Linked DNA regions of Mus musculus: region 2 is linked to region 1. The links are chromatin contacts, found by POLR2A ChIA-PET in ENCODE. All regions are on one chromosome and are shown on one strand. Each heading gives the region's core, a stretch centred on a gene start or an enhancer-like site at or near the end of the contact. The rest is flanking DNA. Distances are from core to core; before and after follow the strand shown.

Region 1 (3,731 bases), core at 896-3,395:
TGGACCTTGTGGAGAATATGGATTCCTGAGCCTCTTTAGACTCAAAGAAGGGGATCCACAGTCCTCCCCATGACTCAAAGAGGACTGCAGGGTTTATAGGGTGCTCTGTGCACCTTGCGGCTCTGGGACCTTCGTGACTCTCCTCCTTGGAACCTGGATGGCATGCTAGAGCTCAAAAACACCAGAGAGCTGATGGGGATACTATTTCCGGACGGACTTACATTTCCAAGCCAAGGCAGTGCCCTGGAAGACTCCTGCTGTGACCACAAGCTCAGAGAATGGAAGGCAGGTGGACTCACTCATCTGTGTGACATAGGTAGCCAGGACCCAGCAGGTTTGGAGAACCCGTTCGCTCACTGCACTTGAGTTAGCCCAAGTGTTGAAAGCTCCCTTAGTTCTGAGACCTGTTTAATTGTGAGTTATTGGCATAAAGTTGGAAGCCGTGGGAAAAGTATAAAATGAGAATAGCAACCCTCTTCCCCTCTCCTACCTCCCCACCACACAGAGGCAGCCCTCGGGTGGCTTAGGGAGTGTCTACACACACAGAGCTTACTGCACCAGACCCTGTCTCAGAGCAATTAGGCTGTGACTTGTGGTTCATTTTTTGGAGTCTGATTTCATGCATGCACTTCTCATGTAGGGTGGGGAACACTCACTTGGAGGCAGGGGGACATGAGTCCCCTGGAGCCTTTGGCAGGGCATCAGGACCGGCAGGAGTGAGCCTGGGAGGGGCACGGAGCCGCCGCAGGTGTTTCTTTTCCTGACCGCGGCTCATGGCCGCGCTCAGGTTTTGCTTTTCACCTTTGTCTGAGAGAACGAACGTGAGCAGGAAAAAGCAAAAGGCACTGGTGGCGGCACGCCCGCACCTCGGGCCAGGGTTCGAGTCCCTGCAGTACCGTGCTTCCTTCCTGCTCTGGCTCCAGGCCCCTCTTTCCTGTTCCCCAAAGGACTTAGCAGTTCCTAGGAGAAAGTTTGGCAGTTGCCCAGGGTTCTGCCAGGCCCTCTGTGTCCTTTGCAAAAGCAGGAGGCCACTGTGAGCCGCATGATAGCTTATATCTCTTCCAGTTCAGGGTATGGAGACAAACCCAGGTCACAGCTTTTCTCACAGTGGCATTAAAGCTGAACTGGGCCAGAATCTACACTGTCTTTCTCTCCCTCGTAAGCGCCAGCAGATCACCAGTTCCTGAGTTCAGTGACCTTCAGCACCTGGCGTCTTAACTGTGGTTTCTGTCTAGTCCTTTGACTCCTTGGTTGTCTCGTCTCTCTTCATAGTTCTGCTGGCTGACTGTTCTACCCTCTCTTTCTGGGCTTTCCTTCCAGGCTGCTGGTGTTTGATGGATACAGCATTTGGAATCCTTGAGATGCCTTCAGGGACCGAGTGCACCATGAGGCCAGAACCTGAGGCTCTCTTTTACTATCAAAGTCCATGAGACTCTGGAGACAGGCTCTCCACGTCTAACTAAATAGGAGCTCAGCAGTTGTCAAAGATGCTGGCCAACAAGCTCTGGGATTTGCCTGCCTCCGCACCCTCAGCTTTAAGGTTACGACATGTAGGACCACTACTAACCATTTAGGTAGATTCCAGCGATTCCCAATTCAGGGTCCTGAGGTAGCACAGCTGGCCCTCCCTCCCAGCTACCCTTCTTGAAACTTCTGAGGATACATTCATGTTTGCTATGTTTGGAAACTAAGCCAGAGAGTAGCAGAGAACACCTGGGCCTCCCTCCCAGCTACCCTTCTTGAAACTTCTGAGGATACATTCATGTTTGCTATGTTTGGAAACTAAGCCAGAGAGTAGCAGAGAACACCTGGGCCTGACTGTGCAGGGGAGTGAGCAAGACAGGCCTTGCAGTTCCCTAGCCAGCTGAGTCATGCAAACAACTGTGATCTCAGCATCTAGAGGCTGAAGCAGGAGGATCTGGGCTGGAGAAGGCAGGTCTCCGGCTAGTCTGTCAACCTGACACACAAGCTAGAGTCACTTGAGAGGAAGGCGCCACAGTTGAGAAAATGGCCTCCATGAGATCTGACTATAGGCAGGCATGTTGGGCATTTTCTCAGTAAGAACTGAGTTGGGAGGGCCCAGCAGCCTCTCGTGGGTGGTGCTGGCCCTGCGCTGGTGGTCCTTGACTCTGATGAGCAAGCTAGCGGTAAGCAGCAAGCAGCGCACTGCCGCCTCAACGTCAGCTCCTCCCTCCCAGCTGGTTCCTGAGCTCTTTGAAGCCTTGGCTTCCCACCATAGGCTCTGACTTAGGACACGTAACCCTTTCTTCCCCAAGTTGCTGTGGTCATGATGTTTCATCACAGCAGTAGTAACTCTTAAGACAGCAGTTCTCTCATCAAAATCTATAGTTTTGGGAAAGTCTCTAAATGTACTACCAACCTTGTTTTTTGGCTTCTGTAGTTTTTTGCTTCTGTGTAACTGATCTCGTTAACCGAAGTACATCAACCCAGAAACCCGGGGGGTTTGTGCTTAAAATTTCACCTGAGAAAGGCTCGGGCCTACACTGGGATCCTGAGCACCCCGTGTAGTTGCCAACCAGCTGGTAAGGACTTCCTATTGGCCTGAGCCTATGTCCTAACAGTCTTCTCTATAGGTACCCCACACTGCTGCAGCTCCCCACTGACTCTAGAAGGAATTCTAGAATGACAACTTAGACCCATGGCGCTCAGGATACCTTGGCTCTGGACATCCAGTTGTCAATTAATAAAGCGGGAGAGAGACTGGGGGGCATCAATCTGAGCAGTGGTAGGGTTTCCGGGGCACAATGGGCACAGTGCCAGCCTTAGCCTGGCACTGTGCCTGTGGGATCCCAGCTCCAACCTTCTGAAAAGACCGGGTCAGGATGCTCTGTGCCTCTTGCAACAAAGAGCAGCTTTGTGGTCCCCACCTGGAGGGCACATGAGGTCCACAGCCTGGACTTTTTTCTGCCTCAGGAATTTCAGCCTCGAGGCTCAGCTCTGACCCTGACCTCTCGCCTTAGGCATCTCTCCACTGTGTGAGCCCCAAGTCTAATCCTGGTCAAGATCCTGTCAGTTAGAACTACTGCTCTACCTCCAGAGTCCCCGCCTGGAATATCCTAACCAATTTACCTAGAAGCTCCTCCTTCTGGACCTAATTAGAGTCCCACACATTTTAGCGCTGTCGGAAGCCACCCACAGCTGGTGACAATCACTGACGCAGGCTTGGGAGCCTCAGTCACAGTCATCTCTAGCTGCGTCACCGATATTTATAGTTGTACCTAACTCCAGAAAAGGAAGCAGTGTTCCTGAACCAAGCTGGCAAAGGCACACTCCTGGGAACTCCGCTTGGGCACACTCCTGGGAACTCGGCTTGGGCACACTCCTGGGAACTCTGCTTGGGCACACTCCTGGGAACTCGGCTGCTTGGGTACACTCCTGGGAACTCTGCTTGGGCACACTCCTGGGAACTCTGCTTGGGCACACTCCTGGGAACTCTGCTTGGGCACACTCCTGGGAACTCGGCTGCTTGGGCACACTCCTGGGAACTCGGCTGCTTGGGCAGTGTGGCTGGACTTCGAGCCCCACCCCCACACTTTCATTACTTATAAAATTTACCAGTTGTCAGAGTGTTTTAAATACAAGCCTGTTGTGCTCATCTTTTAAATTTATTTTTTGCTATATTGGAAATTCAATCCAGGGCCTTGTATATTATATTCTATTATATATTATATTATATTCTCGTCAGCTTTTACTGCCTTGAGATCGGGCCT
Region 2 (3,206 bases), core at 464-2,963, 52 kb before region 1:
ACACACACACACACACACACACACACACACATGCACACACACACACATACACACACTTTCAATCTTGTAAGATTTGTGTGGCTGAGTGTTTTCCCTACCTGTTTCTTTCAGGTGTAGCTCAGGAGTAGAGTGCTCAGTTTACATGTACAAGGCCTGGGTTGAACACACACAGACACACACAGAGACGGAGAGAGAGAGAGAGAGAGAGAGAGAGAGAGAGAGAGATTTTTTTTAAGTATCCAACACATAAATGGTAGCTACTAATCCTCTTGGTTCCATTTACAGAGCCCATAAGATGGCAAGTGACAGAGAGAAAAGGGCTTGGCCCATGTGCAGCACATGGTGGATAAGAAGGAACTGAAGATTCCTCCTCTCCGCCTATAGTGGTTTATGTCTTCTATAGCAATGCTGAGGCCTTCTGTAATATTTGTTCTTTTGTTGTTTTGTTTTTGTCTTGGTAGTTTTTGTTTGTTTGTTTGTTTGTTTGTTTGTTTTAGAGATAGAGCCTCACATATCCGAGGCTAACTTTGGACTAGCTGTGTGACCAAGTTTGGCCTTGACTCGTGCTGATCCTCCTGTCTCCAGCATCCAAGTGGTAGGATTATTTGCTTCCATGGTTGGCCTGCCTACTACAGTTTTGCTTGTCCCCACCCTCCTGCCCCCCATACAGGGTCTCACTGTATAGCTCTGTGTGCTCTGGAAATCAGAGATCTGCCTGTCTCTGCCTCTCTCTGCTAGGATTAAAGGCTTGTGTGCCATTAAGTTTGTCCCTAAATGAACTAAATTGAAAACTCTACAAAACAAAAACAAATACTGAAGGCAGGAGCTTTCATCTGCTTTCCAGCAAAGAAACCAAGTGGCAAGGAGAACTCACGTCCCTGCACCAGATCCCAAGTGACTGCTGGCACCAGGAACAATTTCTGGCTCAAGTGGCATGTATATGGACTTGTTTTTCTCCATACATTCCAGGCCTTAGGCACACACGTGATGGTTTGTCAGAACAATTTGGTGATAAGATTTTGGGAAGCACAATGCCTGGCACTTCGGGATCTTGGAGGCTATGTCTCTAAGACAGCCAGGCTTATGTGACTGCACCCTGGAAGCACAGCAAGTCCCATGTTTCCAACCTACATTCGTAATGAGAGTGAAAGGGATTGTTGGGAGTCATTCAGTCCAATCTCATGCTACAGGTGAAAAACAGATCTAGCTGGGAAGGGACTTGTCCAGGGCCCCGATTCCTACCCAAGGCCAAGAGCCAGTACCCCTTCAGGCCTTCAGAACAGGCCTGAGAGGACTGCGGCACCATCCACCCACAAGGTGGGTCATTTTAGAGAGGGGCCCAGTCAAGTCACACGGAGCGGTAGCTGCACAGCTCTTGCCCTCATCCTTGGTTCTAATGAATCTTCCCCACATCCTATTACAGACCAAGGGTCTTATGCATGAAGCAACACTACTCATGTAGTTGGCTGTGCGGGGAGTGAGGGCGACGGGAGAGGGACAATACAGGACTCGGGGGCGTGGCTAGACCGGGTCTTTGAGACTTGCGTGATCTAAGTAAGCTGGGAACCAGGGTGGGTAGGAAGGACCAAAGATCGAAATGCGGGAGTACGCGTGCGCCGAGGCTTCTGGCTCCGATTGGCTCCTTCAGTCGGAGAGGCGGGGCCTCGGGTTTGTGCTTCCTCCCGCGGCAGCTTCTGCGGCGTAACGCCTGCGAATCGACCCTGGGCAGGACCGGAGACCCCGCCGGCCGGTGTGGTGGTGGGTCCAGAACTGGAGGCCTGAGTCGGGTGGCATTCTGGAGTGAGGCAGTGGGCTCTGCGACCCTGCAAGGTGAGAGCGTAGCCACACCCTGCCCGTGTCCCCGCCCTGGACAGGGGCGCGTCCCGACTTGTTTGGCCATTTCTTGAGAAACTTGAGACCCCTGCACCTGACGGTCACTTCCCTGACTCAGCCCACCCGATCTGCACTCGGCTGAGGGTCACTCTCTACTTTCACCCTACACATTTGATCCCTGAACATAGGTTAAGAATTGTAGACCGAGACCCCTTTGCTTCTTGGTTGAGAGCTTGAGGAGACCATCTCCTTAAGACCCCCCCCCCATTAATTGTCTAGAGTTCTTTTTGCAGATGGAGGGGGCAGAAGGCAACGCGGGGCAGCCCGGCCCTGCGGAGCGGTCCCACCGAAGTAGCGTCTCTTCAGTGGGTGCCCGAGGTAGGTCTCTACTTTCTTCTTTCATCTCTTTTGAACTCTTTGGTTCCAGCCTGGGGACGTGACTCCAGTTTGTCTTTTTCAGTAAGTTAATCATGTAGTAAATAATAAGATTTGTTTAGATGTGGCGGACTCAGAAATCAAAGGACTTAGCTGAGATCTGTCTCTAGCTTAGTGACTGAGCCACACTCCTGAACTTTCTCTTGTTTTCAAATGAAGACACATGATTGGAAAAGGGCACCACTTCCTTTGTCCCATTTCTTTTTTTGCAGACAGCTCTTTGAAAGCAGGGATTCTCCACCTCTTCATTTTATTGGGAGGAAATTAGGACCTAGAGAGGTTGTTAGGTCTCAGACTACTGGAGCAGACCAAGGTTGATCATGAACTTGACCCTTCAGGGCTGGTTTTTCTGCCTGTAAAGTGGATCTGAGCCAGTCTCCTGGTCTCTCCAAGTAGCTGTTGGAGCAGAAAAGACCAGAATCTCAAAAGCTCCTTCATTATGATGTCCACTCTCACCAGCCGTACTGGATTGGCGGTGACCTTTTGAAGAAGCGCTATTAACTGTTTTTACAGATTTACAGCTGGATCACAGAGTCAGAAAAGGATGCAGGCTGAGAACGAGGCCTCCACACTCCATGCTCCTTTACTGCGCCTGTAGTTCAGGGATGGGGAATTTGAGTCTGGCCAACCTGCCAAGCATCTTTGGCTCTGGCTTCAAATGGGAATCCAGCTTGTTATAAGGGAACACTGGCTGTTTGAGTTGTTTATTCTTTCCTGGACTGCTTAAAGCTATCTGCAGAAGCCACAGCATTGATTCTTAAAGTTTTGAAGAGTCCCAGTGAAGCCGAGACCTGGAACCTGCTGTAACCCAAGGTGGCCTTAGAAATCCTCATTGTCCTCCTAGTCAGACCCAGTCAGAGTCAGGTCACTAGTTGGCCTTGTTCCCAGCCTGATAGGGAACTGTCACCTCAGGATGGGTTACCCCGTGTTGTTTCTCC

The links. ChIA-PET counts read pairs that join two places held with the same protein, here RNA polymerase II (POLR2A).
Region 2: POLR2A ChIA-PET joins it to region 1 with 17 read pairs in Patski. The contact joins the promoter of Frmd8 here to the enhancer-like site in region 1. POLR2A ChIA-PET finds 5 or more read pairs at or near these places in 4 of 5 experiments (Patski and embryonic stem cell).

The regions. Positions count from the first base shown.
Region 1 is chr19:5,821,818-5,825,548 of GRCm38, reverse strand. It overlaps Neat1 (nuclear paraspeckle assembly transcript 1 (non-protein coding)), which reads left to right. Exons shown (of 1, transcript NR_131212.1): 1 at 1-841. Among named protein-coding and RNA genes, the nearest start is that of Malat1, 21 kb to the right of the region's middle. Within about 2 kb of position 2,145, at least 2 of the 3 ENCODE cell types and tissues checked have a DNase peak (open chromatin) inside an H3K27ac peak, as active enhancers do.
Region 2 is chr19:5,873,715-5,876,920 of GRCm38, reverse strand. It overlaps Frmd8 (FERM domain containing 8), which reads left to right and starts at 1,713. Exons shown (of 11, transcript NM_026169.4): 1 at 1,713-1,830; 2 at 2,127-2,211. The coding sequence starts at 2,127.